Regions from separate parts of the Mus musculus genome. Here region 1 is linked to region 2. The links are chromatin contacts, found by Hi-C or POLR2A ChIA-PET in ENCODE. All regions are on one chromosome and are shown on one strand. The core of a region is the stretch at or near the end of the contact, and the rest is flanking DNA. Distances in the headings are between cores, read along the strand shown.

Region 1 (5,437 bases), core at 1,142-3,641, 57 kb before region 2:
ACAAATAGATAAATAAACGAACAAACAAACAAACAAACAGGGATATGTGTATATACATATACATAAAATTTTTATTTCATTACCTAAAAGCCATAGGTGTTTTTGAGTATGAATGCAATCAAAGAGAACATAAATATCAACAATATTTCTTATTAGTTTGGTGCTGGGAACTGACCCCTGGGTCTTATTCATGCTAGGCAAGTACTCCATGCCCGAGCGTCACCACACAGCCCTCTCATGGCTTTTTTTTTTTTTTTTGGAGACAGGACTAACAATGGAGCCCATGTTGAACTCAAACTCAAGAAATCTCCTGCCTCAGACTCCCAAAATCCTAAGATCACAGGTGCAGCTAATTCAACCTAAATGTACACTTCCAAGTACCCAGTCCCTGCAGTCTTGAATCAACTTTTGAGGTTTTTTTGAGACTGGGTCTCAATATGTAGCCCTAGCTGCCCTAGAACTCTACTCTATGTAGAGTGAGCTAGCCTCAAATTTAGAGATGTTCTGCCTCCACAAAAGACTGGTAACAACAATAACAGAGGGTGTGTGTGTGAGTGTGTGTGTGTGACCCAATGATAGGGTGAGACAGAGAGAGGTGGATCCCTGGAGCTCACTGGCCAGCGAGAATAGCTGAGTGAGATCAGTTAGCTGCATGGTGTGTGTGTGTGTGTGTGTGTGTGTGTGTGTGAGAGAGAGAGAGAGAGAGAGAGAGAGAGAGAGAGAGACCCAATGAGATCGGTGAGCTGCATGGTCAGTGAGAGACCATGTCTCTACAATTTAAGATGGAAGGACAATGACATAGCTCAATGGATACTAGGACTTGCTATATAAGTCTGCGGCCCGGTGTTTAATCCCCACATAAATTTTGAAGGACTTCACAAAGATTATGCCCTCTGACTTCCACAAATGCACTCTGGCACACACTTGGACACACACACACACACACACACACACACACAATGATAATGTCCACAGCAAAGCAAATGTTAACACTGGGTAGGCACACACTGCAGCATCATACATGGAACACTTCCTGGAATGGAGAAGTGCTGCTGCGGGGAGAGGCAGAGGGGGAGGGGACAGGAGTAAATCAACATCCCTCCTTCACTCACTTCCTGGATCCTACAAACAGCTGCAAGTGGAATTTGCCCACTGGACAGATGGAACAAGCTGAGGCTCCCAGAGCTATCTAGAGAGCATTCCAACTGGGAAGCTCTAGGTTAGGGGATCCTAGCCCAAGAAAGAATCCTAAAGAATGTTTCTTCCCAAGTTCTCCAACCTCTGTCACTCAGAGAGGATGGACAGGCAGGGATGCCTGGGTGGGAATGGAGAACAGACTAATGGATGGATTCAAAGAGCCAGTCGGCCCAAGAGAACCAGATAACAGGAGGCTCCCAAAGTTCAGCCAGTCAGATGGCAGAGGCCAACTCACGTAAATAAGGGGCACAGATGGGCATTTGCACACGAGAGGTCACCTTAGATGGCTAGCCAGACAACGGTGGACTTCAGAGTGAGTTTGGACAGATGGGACAACCAAATGGTGCCGGTAGGAAGCCTGTCTAGAACAGATAACCAGCTAACCAGGCAAGAGAGCAGGCTCCAGAAAATAACTGGCCAGACAGACCCCAGGGGTCATTCCCCATGGATGGCTAAGTGGCAAGTGTTATCTTCAACATCTTAGCACACACACTAAGATTTCCAGGTAGCAGAAGGAAAGAGGAGTGGATCTATCCCGGACTACAGGTAAAGCGATGTCAGAGTTGCCCAGCCATAGCCGGAACTAGAAGCACCAAGAGGGGTCGGCACTGACCGTCTTGCCCCAAACACCGCCCACTATCATCGACTAGTCCCAGACTTGGATCTGCATCTCCAGTCCCTGCGGAAAGCCATGGAGACTCTTGCCCCAGACCTTATCCACTGCCACCGGTGCTGCGGCGTCCGCGAGCCGCAGTTCCGCCATTCCCCGCCCGCCCTCCGCGCCCTAGGCCGCCGCCCGCCCTCCCGGCCGGAGCCCCAGAACCGCCGCCGGCGCGCTCGCTCACCGGCCCACGAAGTTCTCGAGCACCGAACTTTTGCCGGCGCTCTGGCCGCCCACCACGGCGATCTGCGGCAGGTCCAGGTGGCAGCTCTGACCGATGGAGCTGAAGGCGTCCTGCAGCTTGTTAACCAGCGGGATGAGCTCTTCCATCCCGCGGTTGCCCATGGTGTCCGCCTCCGCCGCGCGGATCCCCCGACTAAGACTCTCGGTTCCGATGTGTCTGTGGCCGTTGCTTCCTCCTGCTCTGCTCTGCCGGCCCGCCCGGTCTCCCCTTCGCCGCGACGCCCGCTCCCGGCTCGGCCTCAGAGTCGCCGCCTCATCCGGTTCTCAGGCGACACCCGACCCGAGCGAACAACCCTCCCGGCCTCCGGGGCGGAGTCCGCAACCCTACTGCTATATCCAATTGGTTCAAAGCACTGCCACTCAAGAACGTGAGCCAATAAAAAAGGCACGAGGAAGGGCTAATCTCACAAATTCACTGGGTAATAAAACTGTCACTCTTAAGTGAAAGCCAATAGAAGTCAAACCGGGTTGTCAGACCGGGAAGGCGGGGTCTCTGGAAAAGACACTGAGGCCTCAGCTCACTAGGTTGATTCGGGTTGGCTTATTGGTCGCAGAAACGTCAACCTGCCAAGGGTGTAAGGGATCCATTCTTCAACACTGGATTGTCACTTGACACTAGTTAATTCCGTAAAAATTTCTCATTGGCTGATATAAATATCACTTCTCTACTCCAACCAGTAAGAGGAAAGAGAGCCGCAATCTTTTTCTATAGTTTCTATAGTTTTGTATGCTGGCTACAGACTCTTGATGTTCCTCCTGTCTCAGCCTCCCTCCTGCTAGGATACACGCTACTACCTTCCCAATCCTCACTGACAACTGTGTCATAAAAGTTCTTCCAACTTCCTGGCATTTGCTATCACTTTGTGATATTCTTTTTAAGCAAAAGGCCACAGTGCTCAGGGAAGCACACCGTGGTAAGGTTCAGTGGCTGTTACACCTGAATTCTTAGGCTGTAGTGAAAACCCATATTTTAGAAAGCATCGCAGTCGGGCGTGGTGTCGCGTGCCTTTAATCCCAGTACTCGGGAGGCAGAGGCAGGCAGATTTCTGAGTTCAAGGCCAGCCTGGTCTACAGAGTGAGTTCCATGACAGCCAGGGCTATACAGAGAAACACTGTCTCGAAAAACAAAACAAAACAAAACAAAACAAAAAAACTAAAACAAAAAAACAAAAAAACAAAACAAAGCAGAAAGCATCGCAGATCCCAACTCTGGAAGAATCCCAGTGCCAGTGAAAGATGAGTCGACACTTCTGCCTCATAAAGGCGTTCTCACCCTCTCGTGCTTATTTCTGTACGTTACAGAGGGTCAAGTCTACAGTTCCATTAAGCCAAGCAAGTGTTTTGCGGATGGCTACAACTGTAGGTTTATTTTTACTTTAATTTTTTTTTTCTCCTAGACCAATGGCTCAGTACTTGCTGCCTTGGGAGCCGACTCAAATTTGGTTCCCAGCACCTGCATGACAACTCACACAACCATCAGTGATTCCAGTTCCAGGAATCTGACACCCTCGTCTGGCCTCCACTAGAAACAGACACAGACATAATGCACATACCGACATGCAGGCAAAAAAAAAAAAAATCCATGTACAATTTTTTTAATTTACATAAAATAACAGTTAAAAAGTTTTAAAGATTTATTTTATTTTTATGCGCACCAGATCTGTGCCCGGTGCCCACAGAAGTCAGGAAGGATCAGATTCCCTAGAACTGGAGTTCTGGATGGTTTTATATGAGATTTTAAATGTGTGGGTGCTGGGAACAACAACTGTTCTTAACCACTGAGCTGTCTCTCTAACCCCAAACTTTTCTTTTGCATGCATGGTGTTTGGTCTTGCAGGAATATTTTGTTCACCAGAGTCATGCAGGACCAAGAAAACCAAAAGAGGGCATCAGATCCTCTCAGAACTGGAGGTACAGTTACAAGCTGCTATATGGGTGCTCAGAACTGAACCCACCTCCTCTACAGGAGCAACAAGTGCTCTAAACTGCTAAACCACCACGACTCCAGCCCCTTTATTTTAATTATGTGTTTATGTTGGGTGTGATATAGGCACATGAGATGAGAAGAGGACATGGAATTCCTTGAAGTGGAAGTTAAGAGCAGTTGTCAGTCATCTGATTATGGGTGCTGAGAACCAAACTATAGTCCCCTCCAACAGCAGCACTCTAAACCACTCCTCCAGCCTCCATTTTTTCTCATTTGTGTGGCTGTGGTATGCTGCCCTGTGCATGTGCATACGGAGGTCACAGCTTGACATTAGGCCTTGTCACTTCTCTTAGTTTTTGAAACAGGATTTCTCAGCCAAGAGCTGGTCAGTTCAGCTGAGAAGGTTAGCCAGCAGCCGGAACTGCACACGCTCACCACCATGCTTGACTTTTTATGAGGGTCCTGGGGATCTAGGCCACCATCTCTCCAGGTGCCCCATCCACCCACCACCCAAGCCATTGTAAGGCAGAAGCCAGTATTGCAGCTGTTTCCATGTTACTTCAGCTTTACCACATCCTACATCCTTTTAACTGCCAAGTGCAATGTGGAGATTCACTCCCTAACGCAAGATGGGAGAATACACTACTTTGCAGGCAAAACTGGAGGTTCTGGAAGCACATTTGGGGGAAGGGGGAAGATGGTGGTGTTTACCTTTGACAGAGCCTCATTTCACAGAGCCTTGACTCAAGGCTGTGTAGCCAAGGATGGTCTTAAACTTCAATCCTTCTGCCTCTAACTCTTACAGGCAGGAGCCACCACACCCAGTGTATCAAGAACTCAGAGCTTCTTTTCATGGCCAGGTCCCAGCATTTGTTCTGTATTTGTTTCCTTTTAGGAGGGCTGTGTTTACCTGAGACACAGTCTGTCTAGCATAGGACGACCCTTACTGTGTATCCCAGGCGGGCCTGCAACTCCCAGTCCTCTTCCCCCAGTCTCTTGAACATAGGATTTTGGCCATGCCGCCAATTGCCCGGGTGGAACAATTAATAATAATAATTATTAAATCAGTAATAATTTAATGCTTCTGGGCACACATGTGCTTGAATAAGCCCAGTAAGGAGGCAGCAGGAATGTACACTCTGGAAAGCAGCTGACAGGAGGTGGTACAGGGGTCGCACCGAAGCTGTGAGCAAGAAGATGACAGAGGGAGACCCTGATCTTTAAAAACAAAAACAAAACAAAACAAAAAAAACAAAGGAAGAAAAGGAATCAGGGCATTAAAGCCCATACTTGTTGGCCTTATTAGATAGAGGAATAAAATATTTGTGTAAGCCAATGGGAAACTTTAGGGAACTAGATAGCATCAACTGACAAGCCATTGTTTAAGGAACATGACGTAGTCCCAGGTC
Region 2 (5,385 bases), core at 2,054-4,553:
AAAAATCTCAAGGACCTAACATACCCAAACTCGTAGATGCTTAGAAAGTTTAGGACAGATGAGGCTCTCCCTCCCTCCCTCCCTATTCAGCACTTGCTAATGAAGCAGGGAGGAGGCAAGCACTAGAGCTTCAGACACAGCTGCAGCAATACACTTAAATCTAGTTCCTTCTCCAAAGCCACAGCCCTCTTCAGTCAAGCCGCTTTTGCTCTAATTCTAAAACACTGAAAATAGTAAATAAATCTTTCTCTCCCAGAACTTTACTATAATCAAAGAAAAAGCACCAACTCTATAGAACATAGGAAAAATAAGTCCTAATGCACTAGACGGCTCAATCACCTGCAGGATGGCAGCCCCACCTCTGGGAAATCTAAACCAGGATCCTGAAGCTAGGCTAACCTGGACTACAACATTTGTCCCTCTTTTAAAAGGGAAAAACCAAAAACCAAAACCACAAACAAACAAACAAACAAACAGTGGCCAGGAGTGGCATGCCTTTAATCCCAACAGTCAGGAGAAAAAGGGAGGTGGATCTCTGAGTTTGAGGCCAGCCTGGTCTACACAGAGTCTCAAGAAAAAAAAGTTGCAAGTTCATGGGACACACACATTGATATACTTGATGGTGAGGCTCCCCATCTTTCAGAAGGGATCAAGGTAATCAAAGAACTGACAATAGGTAGCTGATCCTGGCTTAAATGTATCACTTACAATAAACTGTACCTGCACAGCTAAGAGAAGTATCTACACCTACACTTCTTGAGCTTAAGAATCACTCCCCTAAGCCGGGTGGTGGTAGCACAGGCCTTTAATCCCAGCACTTGGGAGGCAGAGGCAGGTGGATTTCTGAGTTTGAGGTCAGCCTGGTCTACAGAGTGAGTTCCAGGACAGCCAGGGCTATACAGAGAAACCCTGTCTCGAAAAACCAAAAAATAAAAAAAATTAAAAAAAAAAAATCACTCCCCTAAACCAATAAAAGTTAAGGATGAGCTTTAAAAAAAAAAGAAAAAAAGAGAAAAAAGAAAAAGAAAAAAAGGAAAAGGCATACCAGCATAGCCTGCAATCCCTGACTCAAATTAAGGCGCATTGGGGCCAGTAAGGACTTCAAAATGAGACTCTATCTGGAGAGGAGGAGAGCAAGGAGAAAAAGAACTTCTGGCAAGATGTGGTGACTCGCAACTTTGTTCCCAGCACTCAGGAAGCAGAGACAAGAGGATCTCCAAAAGTTAAGAGGCCACTCAGGCACTCAGGCTACACACTGAGATCCTGTGCAATAAAAGACTCTTCCAGGGCTGGTGAGATGGCTCAGCAGGTGAGAGCAACTGACTGCTCTTCCAAAGGTCCTGAGTTCAAATCCCAGCAACCACATGGTGGCTCACAACCATCCGTAATGAGATTGTCATGACATCCTCTTCAGATAGTAGTGTCTGAAGACAGCTACAGTGTACTTACATATAATAAATAAATCTAAAAAAAAACAAAAAAACAAACAAACAAAAAAAAAACACCTCTTCTAACTCACATCTATACCTTCCTCCTGTACCAAGTCCTGACCATGCTAGGACGCCTTGCCCATAGAGCAAGATGCTGTGGGTGTAGTGACATACAAACATAATCCAAGCCCTGAGAAGGTTGTGGCAGAAGGAGTTCAAGGCCTACATAGTGAGACACTACTTCAAAAAAAGAGGGGGGTGGGGGGCAGGAGCAAACCTTTAGCCAGTTAGTCAAAGACCAGAAGTTGAGGAAAATAAAGAACAGCACACAGATTATTCACAGTTACATGAGCCTAGAAGACGAGACGACATTAGAAAAAGCCAAACGAACTTCTGCCTACAGGTAACCATTAAGCTACATCAGAAAAACTAAAAACAGTCACGCCCTTTTCAGCTCCAGTAGGAGGGGAATCCCAGGCTGGTCCAAATCAGCAAAGAGAGACTGATACAGCGCCCAGCTTTGCCAAGGCCAGCCTGGCACTAATCACCAGCCTCCAATCTGGACTGCAGACTTCTAGACAGCCAAAATATCTAGGGTCTGCCGGGCGTGGTGGCGCACGCCTTTAATCCCAGCGCTTGGGAGGCAGAGGCAGGCGGATTTCTGAGTTCCAGGACAGCCTGGTCTACAAAGTGAGTTCCAGGACAGCCAGGGCTATACAGAGAAACTCTATCTCGAAAAATCAAAAAAACAAAACAAAACTAGGGCCTGCAGATCCCATTCACATACCTCAGCAACCAGGAGCTACCACAACATGTCAGCTAAGGGTCAAAGACCTCTCAGCTCTACTGGACAAGAGCAGTGGTACCTGCAGTGGCCTTTCTCCTTTGCTGCTGTTCCTCACACTTCATTTCGCAGGCTGAGTGACTGCACTAGCTACCACTCGTAGAATAGTGGTAGAACTCTATAATCAACCAGCAGAGTATCCCACCCACAGAAACCTGAGGGAGAACCACGAAAGAAGTCCTACATGTCTCCTTTTCCAGGGACCCTGTTCAGGACCGTGTTCAGGACAAAGAAGACATGTTTCCCGCCATAGGAACTGGGATGAACCTGGCATCCTCCTAGAAGCCAGGGATGTACCTGAACAAAGAGGTAAAGCGGGTAAAGGAAGGAGATTTTCCCTTCTGCGCCGGCTGGGATGCTCTAGATATGAGGGGGTGTGTGCTCCAACACGTGCGCGCGTGCGCGAGGCCAAAGCAACAGACAAAAGCTCGGGCTGGGGGAAAGTAAGCGGCCCGTGGAGAGGGGAGAGTACCACAGTGCGTGCGCACCCCCCGGGGGCAGCGCCCAGGCCTGGGCCGAGGGGGCCACGAAGGGGGGAGAATGGATGCGCGCGCACGGGGGCACTGCCTCCGCCATTTTGTTTCCTCGGCACAATGGGGGAAGAGTAACGGCCAAGCGCGGGAGCGAGGCCGGAGGAGGAAGGAGCGAGACGCTGAGAGATGGAAGAGCCGAGCGAAGGGGAGGGTCGGCGGGATGGCAACAGACCTGTCACTAGCGTCCTCTTGGCCCAGCCATCGCTGACAAGTGGGAGAACGGGAGGGGGGAGGGGCGGAGGCGGGAGACGCCACATTGCCACTTACCTTGCCGGTGTTCCCGTCCTTCGCCTTCAGGCGCCGCCGCCCTCCTGCCACGAGCCTTCCGGAGTCTTCACAACCCCCCTCAAAAAAAAAAAAAAAAGCCACGCGGTTTTCGCCGGGGCTGCTTCAGTCCCAACTGCAATGGCGAGAAAAGGAGGAGGAGGAGCCGGGGACCGGGGGCGAGCGAGCGGGCGGGCGGGCGCGCGCCGGGGAGGTGCAGGGCCACGTGACTGGCAGCGGCCCGCCCCCGCATCACGTGGGCGATCCACCTAGGCCCAACCCCCAGTAGGCGGGTGAGACGAAAGGGGCGGGGGAGGGCACATCACGTGACGTTGACTTAGCGACTGGGTCTGTTGGCGTGACGTCAACGTCGGGCCAGTTCTCTCACGGGTTTGGTCGGCCACGTGACCGTGGTTGGCTTCGCTTCCATCACGTGACAGGCCTTTCTTGTTGTTTCTTGACTCGTTTTCACTATTGGTAGACCCGAATCACCTGACGGGAGCCCATCCATTTCGTTTGTTTTTTCCAAAGGCGGTTTTTTCCGAGCGACCGTTATCACGTGACGCAATGGAGCAGGGGTGGGCCCTTCTGACGACTCCAGTTCGTGTGCGTTCCTGGGAGTGCGCGTGCGCCATGATTCGAAGTCAGTCTCCGTACCTTGATCCACACTGCATTGAAAGACTGGCACATGCGGTTGTCAACACTGGTCCAGGGCTCCTACTCACGCTGTCAGGCTGCTGAGCCATCTCACCGTTCCTCATTTTTGTATTTTTGAGATACAGTTTTGCTATTTTACCCACACTGGCTTTAAACTCGAAGATTCTGCCTCCACTTTGATATCGCTAGATTACAAATAAGACCATGTCACTAGGCAACTGAGGGTTTAATAGATTGCCCCTGTGTTAAGAGTGCTTAGCGCCGGGCAGCCGTAGCGCAGGCCTTAATCCTAGCACTTGGGAGGCAGAGGCAGGAGGATTTCTGAGTTCGAGGCCAGCCTGGTCTACAAAGTGAGTTCCAGGACAGCTAGGGCTACACAGAGAAACCCTGTCTCGAAAAAAAAAAAAAAGAAAAAGAGTCCTTAGCATAGGAGGCCGTGGGTCAGACCCCCGTACCACACACACAAAACAGGCAAATTCCAGGCAAGGATGAACAGAACAAAGCTCTCAAACTCCCAGGTCCGGAGCTCTTCATATCTGGTGTCCATCTATAGGGATTTATTGCTGCTATCAGAGTTGGTGTCTGGCTTTTTTTCTTCCTTCCTAGGTTTTAGAGACCTACCTCACCAAAGTCTGAACTTGAGGAAAAAGTTCTAAATGAACCCATTTGTAGGAGACCTGAGGTGCTTCTGATCTGGAATACGCTCTAAATGACACACCTGTTCTAACAGCGCCGCCAAGTGGTAGACATGGTTAATACGGTTTGCCTGAGGGTTTTCAGATGGATTTTTAATTCCTTTTTTTAATGTGTTTAGTGTTTTGACTGCGTGTATGTCTGCAACAGGTTGTGTCTGTGCATCACATATGTGCCAGGGTCCACTGAAAGTCAGAAGAGAGTGTTGAATCTTCCAGAACTGGAGTTACTTCTGAGGCGCCTCCCCAGCCCCTGCAGACAGACGTTAGTAAACTATTTTTTCTTTCAGCCTTTCTCAGTGTCTGTCTGTATGTCTGTCTGTCTCTCTGTCTTGTCTGTCTGTCTCTTTCTCCGCGCGCGCGCGTGTGTGTGTGTGTGTGTGTAGCCACACGCTGTATGAAGGTCAGAGACATTTCTATTTTTGTCTTTATGTGAGATCCCAAGGATGAACTCAGGCTGATTATCTACACCCAGGTAAAGAGCAGAGCATGGTAGTGTACAACTGTAACCCCAGGCTGGGGAAGGAGACACAGAGGATCCCTTGGGTCTCATTGGTTAGCCAACCTAGCAGAACAAGCTAGCTCTGGGATTAGTGAGACAGACTGAAGAAGTAATAAAGACAACTAGACGGGCATCCACTTCTGCCCTCTACATGCACAAGTGAACATGTAAACCTATGTATACCATACAAAAAGAACAAGTCCTTTAAAAGTGCACCACTGTCAGGGCACAGCCACACTACCTTGTGAGCTGCAGGATACAGCTGTGACAAGCACTGTCACAAGCTGTGTCCTCCAAATCCTTGTCCACATCAGCTTCTCGGTGGATCCTGGGGATTGGACTCAGGTCCTCAGGCCTGGTAGCAAGCACCTTTGCCCAGGGAGCTGTCGCATCAGCCCTGCACCACAGCTTTTTCTTTTTTTCTTCCTTCCTTTTTTTTTTTTTTTTTTTTTTTTTTTTGGCG

The links. Hi-C counts contacts between places; a loop is a spot of excess contacts on that map. ChIA-PET counts read pairs that join two places held with the same protein, here RNA polymerase II (POLR2A).
Region 1: a map of T-helper 1 cell shows a loop between it and region 2 (2.1-fold over the local background). The contact joins the promoter of Dnm2 here to the promoter of Ilf3 in region 2. A Hi-C loop is called at or near these places in 17 of 37 maps with a recorded cell type or tissue (CH12.LX, Patski, T-helper 1 cell and 7 more). POLR2A ChIA-PET finds 5 or more read pairs at or near these places in 3 of 5 experiments (Patski and embryonic stem cell).

The regions. Positions count from the first base shown.
Region 1 is chr9:21,421,862-21,427,298 of GRCm38, reverse strand. It overlaps Dnm2 (dynamin 2), which reads right to left and starts at 2,391. Exons shown (of 21, transcript NM_001253893.1): 1 at 2,043-2,391. The coding sequence starts at 2,203.
Region 2 is chr9:21,365,789-21,371,173 of GRCm38, reverse strand. Ilf3 (interleukin enhancer binding factor 3) reads right to left here and starts at 3,303. Exons shown (of 20, transcript NM_001042707.2): 1 at 3,075-3,303. It overlaps Gm36198 (a long non-coding RNA gene), which reads left to right and starts at 290. Exons shown (of 3, transcript XR_870570.3): 1 at 290-2,583; 2 at 3,603-4,685.